Regions from separate parts of the Homo sapiens genome. Here region 2 is linked to region 1. The links are chromatin contacts, found by Hi-C or POLR2A ChIA-PET in ENCODE. All regions are on one chromosome and are shown on one strand. Each heading gives the region's core, a stretch centred on a gene start or an enhancer-like site at or near the end of the contact. The rest is flanking DNA. Distances are from core to core; before and after follow the strand shown. Region 1 overlaps GLI2 (GLI family zinc finger 2). Region 2 has its middle 270 kb from the start of TFCP2L1.

Region 1 (5,107 bases), core at 1,187-3,686:
TAGTATGGCCCTTGGATGGGCCTGCTGCCCCTGTGATTCAGCTCCAGGTGGAGCCTGGGAGGGGTCCCAGTCCTGGGCCTGTGGCTGGAGTCGCCCACGCTATAGTCATCCAGTCTCCTGTCAAGATCTTTTGCTCACTCAACTTGCTTTTTAAAACAAAAAAGCATCCAAGTGGTTCAGTCTCCAAGCCTGGGCTGCTCTTGGGCCCTCTTGAGAATTTGGACACCAGGGTTTGCTGATTGCCACAGCAGGGATTAACCCTCCACGGCCCGTGGCATTCTCCCAGCTCGCTGACCCTGGGGGAACCGGGGCCTGCTGAGCTGAGCCCTTTGTTAATACAGACGAAAAAGGCATTAACCTGCCGGTCCTGAGGCTGTCCACCGCAGAAATGTGACTTCCCTGCCTGCACGTTAAGTGCTAATATGCTCACTAGCTGGCCTGTCCACCCCACAGACTCATTACCGCCTGACCACAGTGGAATTGCAGAGCCAGGCAGGGGTTGTGTCTGCAGGCTCTGGCAGCTCGGCAGATTTCAATGAGATGATCGCTTGTCATTTCTTATTAATGAGCGAGTGCCTGATTCATTATACATCTGAGGGGTGAACCACCCCAGATGGGGAGGAGGAACACGGAGATGTGCAGGCACCACAGAAGGGGTGACGTGGCCCGTGTGTGAGTCTTTTCTTCCTCTTTCTTCCTGCAAGAAACAACTAAGAAAAGCTTTCCCGCTTTGGCAGGCAAGGCTTGGGTGACAGGCTATGTAATGGTGAAGGGGAGGCAGCCCCATGGCAAAGGGAAATTATCGCATAGAGGGCAGATGTCTATGCAGGAGGGCTTCCAAGGAGACCTGGAATGAATGTGGGGTGAGCCCTGGCCCAAAGGCATTTGCTAAATGTTTGTGGAATAAACAAATGCCTACACAGGAAATGCCTCCTAACATAAGGATGCAGTTCGCCCACCCCTCCGCCAGGCTCCTGCTGTGTGCCAGGCATTGCACGAGGTACTGGGGACACAGCAGGCCTTGCCGTCTGGGGGCTCCAGGGACTCCTGGGTTATGTCTGCCCTGCCACTAAGGTATCCGTGTGACTTCAGGCATCCCTGTTTCCTTATCTGTAAAACATGCTGAGCTGTGCGTGACCCCGTCTCTCTGTCTTCTGTGGGGTGGATTGGCAAGAGCTGTGGGAGCCGGAGCCCTTGTGGGTCCATCGTGAGCACTTTGTGTGTAGGTGGGCCGGTGAGGGTGCTGAGCTGGGCAGGTGGGGGGCCAAGCCTGGGCCTTCTCAGATCTTTGAGGAAATGCACAATATCTTATTCATTATCGCTTCACTGGTGCCTGTGCAGGGCAGGCACTCCGAGGTTCTGGGTGAGCGAGTGTGGGGTTAGCAATACAGCCAAAGTGGAAGGCTGGCCCCGGCTCAGAGCGGGGCTCCTCCCGCCTAAGAGGACAGCCTGCTCAGACCTCCAGCTAATAGGGCTGGTGGCAAATTGTACTTTGTGTTCATTGGTAGCATGAGATTGTAGCTCGTATCTCTTTCCCTCCCTGGCTCCCCAGTCGGAGGGAGCTTCCAGAGGCAGTGGAGCAGCTGGGGATCAGCTCTGCCCCTTGCCAGCTGCAAAAACTCAAGTCTTGGGTTTTCATCCATGTTAACAACATCTGCTTCATAGGCCTGCAAGGTGACCAGAGCGCCTGGAAGGGGCTATTGCTGTGGTTGAGCCATTGGAGGACTTGGCTTAGACAACTCACAACTTGGACTTAGTCAAGACCAATGAGAGGACAACATGCCTACTGATGGATTAACAGGAGTTTCTGGGAGACCCTGGAAGCATGAAGCCCACAAGTTCCCTAAAGAGGAGCAATTGCAGGCATTTCTCCGGCAGCCGACCACTGCCCCTCAGGACCCTTGCATGCCTTGGCTCCGGCCAGTGCCCGTGTTGCCCCTGGTCAAGGGCTGCCTGACCCAGTCAGTGCTTGCCTCTTCCTGACCGCGGTCTCCACCCCACACCTGTGATTGCACAACCCCAGGGCTGTAGAATCCACCACGGGCCGTCTCTCCTGCTATGATGAGAGCCTGCCTTGCTTCAAGCACTAGGACTCCACGTGAAGAACACACAGTTCTTTATTCTGTTTTAATCAGATGCTTAATGATTTTCAGTCTACTTAATTACTAGTATTGTATTTTTTAAATAGAGGTTTTAACTGCATCTATGTAGTATCTTAGCCACAATGTGGATTATCTGGGCATTTGTGGGCTAACATGGAAAGCTACTCATATTATGTTACATTATTTTTTATGGGAAAATGCATTTAAGTTCCAAATCATTGATTTATAATATGTCGACCTTTGAGAACACAGCTCATTTGTAAGTGGGAATAGCCTGTATTCAGAACAACATAAAGGGTCTGATATGTCCTGGGAACAGCACAGATAAGCTGAGTCACAGGAGGGCGAGGCCGAGGCAGCCCTTCCAGGAAGCCTTTTGCTTGGAGGAGGAGTTGATGGGGCTGAGGCGTCAATGTGAACAGGAGAGAGGGTGGCGTCTGCTGTGTCTGCTGTGTCTGCGGGCATATTAGGGTCAATGGAAAGGCCAGTTTGGCAGCAAAATGACTTGTGTGTGGAGGGCGGCTGGAGAAGTAGACAAATTCCCAAGGGCAGTCACTGGACTTAGAGGTTACCTACTGGGCTTTGGTGGAGCCAGGGAAAGTTCTGGGTGTGGAGAGTCCTGGTGGCAGCCTGCAGGAGGAGGCTCTGTGAGGGCCCGTGTGGGGACACTGGTAGGATGCCATGGTCTTCCTGCAGGGCTGGCACACACAGACGGGAGGGCTGCTTCCAGGAAAGGTAGTTCTGGGAGACACTGTCCCCTGGGACAAGAGCACACAGGCTGGTCTTGACTGTAGTTTTGTTGCCTGGCTGTGTCCGTTTCCCACCTGCTGTTTTTTACATGGGTTGCTCAGGGCCAAGGCAGCTCCAGCTGATCCCATCTCCAACCTCTGCCCCTGCAAGTCCTGCTCTGTGCAGAGCCCATGTGTCTCGATGGCTGAAGGTAGGGGTCGAATGGGGATTGGAGTGGGCTTGCCAGAGGCACTCCCACCCTCTCTTTTTTTTTTGAGACGGAGTCTCGCTCTGTCTGTCGCCCAGGCTGGAGTGCAGTGGCACGATCTCGGCTCACTGCAAGCTCCGCCTCCCAGGTTCACACCATTCTCCTGCCTCAGCCTCCCAAGTAGCTGAAACTACAGGTGCCCACCACCACACCCAGCTAATTTTTTTGTATTTTTAGCCAGGATGGTCTCGATCTCTTGACCTCGTAATCCACCCACGTTGGCCTCCCAAAGTGCTGGGATTACGGGCGTGAGTCACCGCGCCCGGCCCCATCCTCTCTTACCTGAGCAGGGCTTTGGCTCTCTGTGGGTCACTTGTATGTCATGGAAGGGCATTTCTTCAAACCCCTCCTCCTCTAAGCCTGGCTGAAGAGAACCAGCTCAGAATCATCACTGCCTATGGAAGGCCTGGCCCAGGCTGCAGACACCTTGGGAAGGGGTCTCTCTGGAGATGGCCGTGGGGTCCAGAGAGCAGCCCTTTCTGTGGGGCATTCACTGTTGGGGTCCAACCAGTTCTCTTCCAACTCGGTAGTGCCTCATTCTGAGCCTGAACATTGCCCCAGGGAAGCTGAGGGGAAGGGCTGGTGATGGTGCCCTGGGATTCTGCCTGAGGCCTCATCACTTCCATCTATGGGTAGTATCCGGGGCTGGGGAGCCCGAGCCAGGAGGGCTGACTAAACGTGGCTCGAGTGTCTGAGCGCTTGCCTGTGTCAGTGGAGCCCTTCGCGGTTCCAGAGCAGCCACTGCATGGAGGGGAGCCTCATCGATGAGCTCACTGCATGCAAACAGTAGCTGGGCCAGGTCCTGCTGTCTGCATAGATGCCCTGCCCCCCATGTAACACAGTTGCCACCCGACTACTGTCAGAAGGATCAGGATTCTGAACTTAAGGAGTTCTGTCCTCGCCACTAGGAGGGACGGGGTCCTTCTGGCAAGGGTCCCATCAGGAAAGAGTTGGAGGCTCCATTCCACCAGCCTCCAGCATGGTCTAGTTCTCCCCCGAGGCTGAGGAAAAGTTTGGTTCCCTTCCCTTGTTTTCTTTCTGTGGCCTTTGCGGTGCCCTTGGAGGCAGTACCACCCAAGAAGGGGTTCTGCTTTTCAGTTTTGCTGACCCGGGAGCGTTGGGGTTGAGCTTTTTGTGTAAGTGACCGGGACAAACCTCTGATCCCTTTGCAACCCCATGGCCCTATAGAAGTGTCGCTGAAGCAGCGTCTGGTTTGACCATCTTCTCCCCATCCCTGCCATCCCAGGAAGCCACCTGACTCATCTCAAGGGCTGCTGTATGCCGTGGGGAGGGTATATGCGGTGCTCAGATAGTGCCAGCCAACGCCTGCTCATGCAGCCCCTCTGCATTCAAGGCTTTGCCATGCGTCCCACTCCGGGTACCCCAGGCAGGCCAGGCTCTCTCTCTGGACCTGGCACCCCCCCTGTTCAAGAGAGGGAAGAGCAGGCCATTTCCAGCCCAACACCCTGTGCCTGGGGCCAGCACTGCCCAGACTCAGAGTGGGGATGCAGTTGGTGTTTATGGGACTCACTCTTGCTCCCCATGCTGAAAGATGTCCACAGTTCCTTCAAGATTCGAGGAAGGCCCATGCAGGCCTGAGCTGATTTCTTGGCTTAAGATGGGGTCCCATAGCCCCCCGCCTCCTGCATAAGAAACATGTCTTACTCTAGAGGCCTCAGCCTGTGCTTCTGCAGGAATGTAGCAGAGGGTGTTGGGGATAGGGTAGGGCTGGAGCTTGGCCACAGTCAGAGGGTCTCGGGTAGGGACGTGGAGTCTGAGCCTGTGACGAGGAGAGCTACGGGACAGGTCAGGGCAAGGGCAGCGGGTGGCCGACTCTGGAGTGCCCCCCTCCTGGTCAGGGCCCTTCCTCCCATCCTGTCCTGGGATTAATGTCAAATGTCTTGTGCTTAATGGTTTAATGTCAAATGTCTTGTACTTAATGGTAATCCCATTGCTTAAGGTAAGATCTCCCTTTTGGGGACAGAAGAGCTGTTTTTCATATTCTTGA
Region 2 (5,107 bases), core at 1,895-4,394, 160 kb after region 1:
CCTCAATAGAAAAAGCCTGACTTTCAGTTCCCAGCTCACACCTGTGGAAGCAGATTCTCTAGCCTGGGAATCTGAGTGATTTGAAAGATCCCACGTGATTCCACTGGGCAGCCAGGTCTGGGCTGTGCTCCCTGCAGGGTCGCTGGGGCCCGGAGCACAGTGGGGAGAGCGGAGGTGGGTTTGGGAAGGCAGGGAGGGCCAGCATGTGGAAGTGGCTGGACTGTGTTCTTCAGCTGCCCTGGCTTCTCCTTCTCTCAGGGAACCAGATTCTCTTCCTCTCTGCTACTCCTCCAGTCCCTCAAAGTCTCCCATCACTCCTCAAGGGGCTGCTTCTCCCCACAAAGTGTGTGACGTACAGAAACCGACTTCTCTTGACTGCACACCAGCCGCGGGCCTGGGGCTGGGCTGGGTTGGGCTCTTGGCATGTGTTATTCTATTTAACCCTCCCCACAAACTTCAAAGAAAGTTATTACGATCTCCTCCTACAGCTGAGAAAACTGAGGCTCAGAAAGGATAAATATTTGCCCAAGGTCACCTGGTTAGAGAGTGAAGAAACCAGACCTGCCTTACGTCAAAACCCAAGCCCCACACCACAGCTCTCCTGCCAAGGCCTGGGTTCCTGTTTGTTACACTCGGCCAACTGGAGTTTGGAGACTGATCACCTAGGGGCTTCCAGCAGCCTTGTGAGTGCTCACACAGATCAACTGAGGCCCAGAAAAGTCCCTTGGCTTGCCCAAGTTCCCATGGTGAGCACAGCCTGATTGGCAAAGAAGTGCTGAGAGAATTGAGAGAACGGCAGGTCATTTATAACACACTCTCCCCTAAACAACACAGTCACTTTCAGGCCAGGAACACTGGCTCACGCCTGTAATCCCAGCACTTTGGGAAGCTGAGGCAGGTGAATCACTTGAGCCCGGGAGTTCAAGACCAGCCTGGGCAACATAGGGAGGCCTTGTCTCTACAAATAATTTAAAAAGTAGTCGGATGTAGTGGTGTGTGCCTAGGGTCCTAGCTACTCAGGAGGCTGAGGTGGGAGGATCGTTTGAACCTAGGAAGTTGAGGCTACAGTGAGCCAAGATCAAACCACTGCACTCCAGCCTGGGGAATTGAGCCTGTCTCAAAAAAAAAAAAAATCACTTTCAGTATGGAAAAATATTAACAGCCAGAAAAGAAACACCCCTAGTGAAAAACATATAATGTTCAATTATGATTATATATAATCATAGTATATAATATTTATATATTATTTGGTATGTTATATAATAATATACTAATATAATATATTAATATTAACTATATGTTTATATATAATATAATATTTATACATATGATCATTCAGGTAAAGACAATTTTTTAAAAAGTAAAAAGAAAGGAAAAGAAAACAAAAATTACAGTACCCAAAAGGAAAAAACTCAACTATTTATTCAATACTTTTTATAGCTACCCAACAGTTTGAACTTTAATCCTTTAGTTCCAGGTTGAGGTAATACTAACTTGTATAATGAATTGTCTCATAACTAATAAGTTAATTTTAACAAAACCAAAACATCTGCAAAGTGTACAATGTAGGCACGTACTAAATCACACAATGAGGTAGTGTTTTATTTTATTGACTTAATGAGTTTTAAAATAGCCAACTAACATAAAAATATACATTCGGATTTTAAAGACATTATTCAAATTCTGCCAAATAGTTCATGTATGAGCTAAAACCTGTGCTTACCAGACAAAAACATTACAGCCAGCAGTTTGCGCTGCTTCACTGTTCTCAGTTTTGAACACTAATTGACGCCTCAAGTTCTGCGTCAGTCTTTGCAGCCACCGTGTCTGAGCAGCGTATTGCAGCGGCAGCTGGAAACACAAATTGTGCCTGAAAGGAAGTCCAGTGATTCCAGGACATCTGAACATGGCTTGCAATGGGTGTAGCTGGGCCAGTGAGTGACAGAGGCCAATTGTATAACTTGGAGCCCTCAAATTGTCTTCTATGTAGAACCCAATGTTTATTAAAGGGTAATTAATAAAAGTGTGCTCATTTGAAGCTTACACATATGCATTATTAAAATTCAACCATAGCAATTATTTACAACTTAAACCAACAAAAGATTTTCTTCTCAGAGGAAAATCTTACTATTGACATAGTTTAGAATGGCTGATGCAGGTTATCAATAAAAGCAGACCAATTATTAGTCTGTTTTATTACTACTTTTATTTATTTATTTTTAAATTGAGACAGAGTCTCACTCTGTCGCCCAGGCTGGAGTGCAGTGGCATGATCTTGGTTCACTGCAACCTCCGCCTCCCGGGTTCAAGCGATCGAGCGATTCTCGTGCCTCAGAGCAATTCTCATGCCTCAGCTTCCTGAGTAGCTGGGATTACAGACACGCGCCACCACGCCTGGCTAATTTTTTTGTATTTTTAGTAGAGACGAGGTTTCACCATGTTGGCCAGGCTGGCCTCGAACTCCTAACCTCAGGTGATCCACCCGCCTTGGCCTCCCAAGGTGTTGGGATTACAGGGTGAGCCACCGCGCCCAGCCTTATTACTACTTTTAAATTTGCCATAGCTCCTGCACCTGCGTACTGCCTGCCCTGAGAGTGGACCCCTCTCGCCACCTGCCCGCGGTCCTGAGCTGGCCTCAAATGACCTTTCAGCGTCTTCTGCCCAGGGGGTAAGATGAAAGCAGGGGCCCTTCCTGGTCTTCTAGAAGCATCAGCTTTCTGAGACTCCTGCTCCCCAGCACAAACCATTCTCAGGACGCCTGGGCTGTCAGTTCAGCTCGTGGCCTCCTCCGCTATTTAAGACCCAGCTCACCTCCTACCTCCCCAAGATGCCTGACCACCTCCTCCGTCTCCACAACGGGGTGCGTAAGGCCCAGCCGCCTGTGTGCCTTCGAGTCCTGCTGGGCTCCTTGAGGGTCCTCACTGTCCAGCTCCGGGCCCATGACGGGCATCTTGGGAGGTGCTCGGCGTCTGGCTCTGTTCCCGCCATACCCAGCAGAACGCTGTGGTCCCTCAGGGCTGCTGAATGAGGGGGCGGAGGCAGCAGGAAGAACAGTCAGCCCTCAATGAGGGCCGCAACCAGGCGATAGGAGGCCACACGACAGCCAGACGCCCCATTGGCCTGGCGGCTGCAGTCCAGCCCTTCCGGGTGAGTGGGATTTGCTGCTCACGCCCGCAGCAGCCCCTGAGGCGGGGAGGCGCGGGAGGGACTGGAGCCTTCCGCCCGAGTGTTCCCCAGCCTCGTGGCTGGCCCTGCACGGGCATCGCCTCGCCTCAACCCCACAGCAGCCTTTCAGGCCGTCCTGTTTGGGTGGGTTCAGAGGCGCCTCGTCCTTCCAACCAGCCAGGCACTAAGGGGGCCTCGTAAGGAGGAGCGTAAGGCTCTCAGAACAAGCGGCCGCCCTCAAAGGGCCTGGAACTCCACAAAGGCAGTGCTTCAGAAGCCTAGCGGCCTCCTGCCAGCTCTTCTGCGGGGAATTCCCCTGCCCTGAGGCGCTCCAGCCTAGCCCAGTCTGCTTGCACCCTCTGCATATCCCCAGCACAGCTGTTCTGCCTCGAGGCCCCCAGCTAACCAGCAGCTTCTCCTACTGAGGGAATCTGACAGCAGCCCCTGCCCCCTCCACCCAGCCGTCTCCCTGGTTCACGCTCCTACTGTGCCCAGGCTGCTTGCTTCTAGGGGACTGGGGCCAGACTGGCACAGTAAAGGTCCCGTCTAATGCAGAGATCTCCTATTCTTCTTACGTCCTTCATTTTACAAATGAGGAGGCTGTGGAGAGGTCTAATGATGTGCACCAGGGCCTGCAGAAAGCGTTTCTGAGCACGGAGGCTGGGGAGTGAGACCCCTGGAAGGCAGTGGCCCCTTCCTGGCCCGTGCACTGGCCAACTGCTGGGATATACTGCCTGTGGCGAGACTTATTAAGCTATCTGAAGCCGTGAAGGGAAACCTGCTATGTGTAAATATCAACCATCTGGCAAAATACCTGGAGCGAGATTTTATTTCTGCTGGGCATTATTATGGGTATTGATTTGAGAATCTGAAAATTCAATAAAACAGATTAAACCTCCCAAGGAATGAGTATGTGGACCATCAACCCATGTCGCCCTGGGCGTGAAGTCTTCGTGGGTAGGAAGGAGTCGTCAGGCAGGCATCTGAGTGGGGCATGGGGAACTGGAGGCAGGCTGAGCCGAGCTCAGTGGGAAGCTCCTCCCCAAAGGGGCTGGCCTCCCAGCTCATCAGCCCAGGCCTGGTCTCTGGGGCCCCCAACACGCACTGAGGATATAGGGGTGACACAAACATGGTCCCTCCTTCTGCAGGACATCTGGCCTGGCTCCTCAGGAAGCCAGTAGCCTCAGAAAAAAGGGGGTGTTGTGTATTCTAGATACAAGAGATGAAAGAGACCCAGTGACCAAATGTCAACCTTGATTGAATCTTCGTTCAGAAGAAAAAAACAACTATCAAGGACAGTCCTGGGACAATCTGTGAAATTTGAATATGGCCTGAGTGTTAGAAGATATTAGAGAAACTATTAATTTTTTAGGTGTGACAATAGTTTTGTAGGAGAATGTCGTTATTATTAGGAGATGCACTCTGGCTGAAGTATTTAAGTGAAAAATGTCCTTATGTCTACCTCTTACTTTCAAAGGGTCAGTAAAAAAAAATCGATCTGTGTATATATGTTGTCAGAGCAAATAGGGCAAATTATGAACAATTGTTGAATCTAGATGGAAGGTTTGCAAGAGTCCATTGTACTATCAACTTTTTTTCTCTGTTTTTAATTTTTTTAATTTTATTTTTAGACAGGATCTCACTCTGTCATCCAAGCTGGAGTGCAGTGGCACCATCTTGGCTCACTGCAGCCTTGATCACCCTGGGCTCAAGTGATCTTCCACCTCCCTGGGCTCAAGACATCCTCCCACCTCAGCCTCCCAAGTAGCTGGGACTACAGGCACATGATACCACACCCGACTAATTTTTCTGTTTTTTTGCAGAGATGGGATTTCACCATGTTGCCCAGGCTAGGCTCAAACTCCTGGGCTCAAGCAATCCTCCAGCCTCAGCCTCCCGAAGTGCTGGGATGACAGGTGTGAGCCACTGCACCTGGCCTTTA

Evidence for each region. A loop is a pair of places that touch in the nucleus more often than their neighbours do. ChIA-PET counts read pairs that join two places held with the same protein, here RNA polymerase II (POLR2A). Pooled maps may share reads with other maps.
Region 2: a loop to region 1 is called in a pooled map, with 2.6 times the contacts of the local background. The contact joins two enhancer-like sites. A Hi-C loop is called at or near these places in 1 of 50 pooled maps. POLR2A ChIA-PET finds 5 or more read pairs at or near these places in 2 of 52 experiments (activated CD4-positive, alpha-beta T cell and activated CD8-positive, alpha-beta memory T cell).

The regions. Positions count from the first base shown.
Region 1 is chr2:120,861,380-120,866,486 of GRCh38, forward strand. The region is part of intron 2 of GLI2 (GLI family zinc finger 2); the gene reads left to right. It overlaps LOC124907880 (a long non-coding RNA gene), which reads right to left. Exons shown (of 2, transcript XR_007087220.1): 2 at 5,001-5,107. Among named protein-coding and RNA genes, the nearest start is that of GLI2, 130 kb to the left of the region's middle. Within about 2 kb of position 2,437, at least 4 of the 41 ENCODE cell types and tissues checked have a DNase peak (open chromatin) inside an H3K27ac peak, as active enhancers do.
Region 2 is chr2:121,015,772-121,020,878 of GRCh38, forward strand. No RefSeq gene overlaps it. Among named protein-coding and RNA genes, the nearest start is that of TFCP2L1, 270 kb to the right of the region's middle. RefSeq lists enhancers at 2,818-3,437, 3,438-4,057. Within about 2 kb of position 3,145, at least 3 of the 41 ENCODE cell types and tissues checked have a DNase peak (open chromatin) inside an H3K27ac peak, as active enhancers do.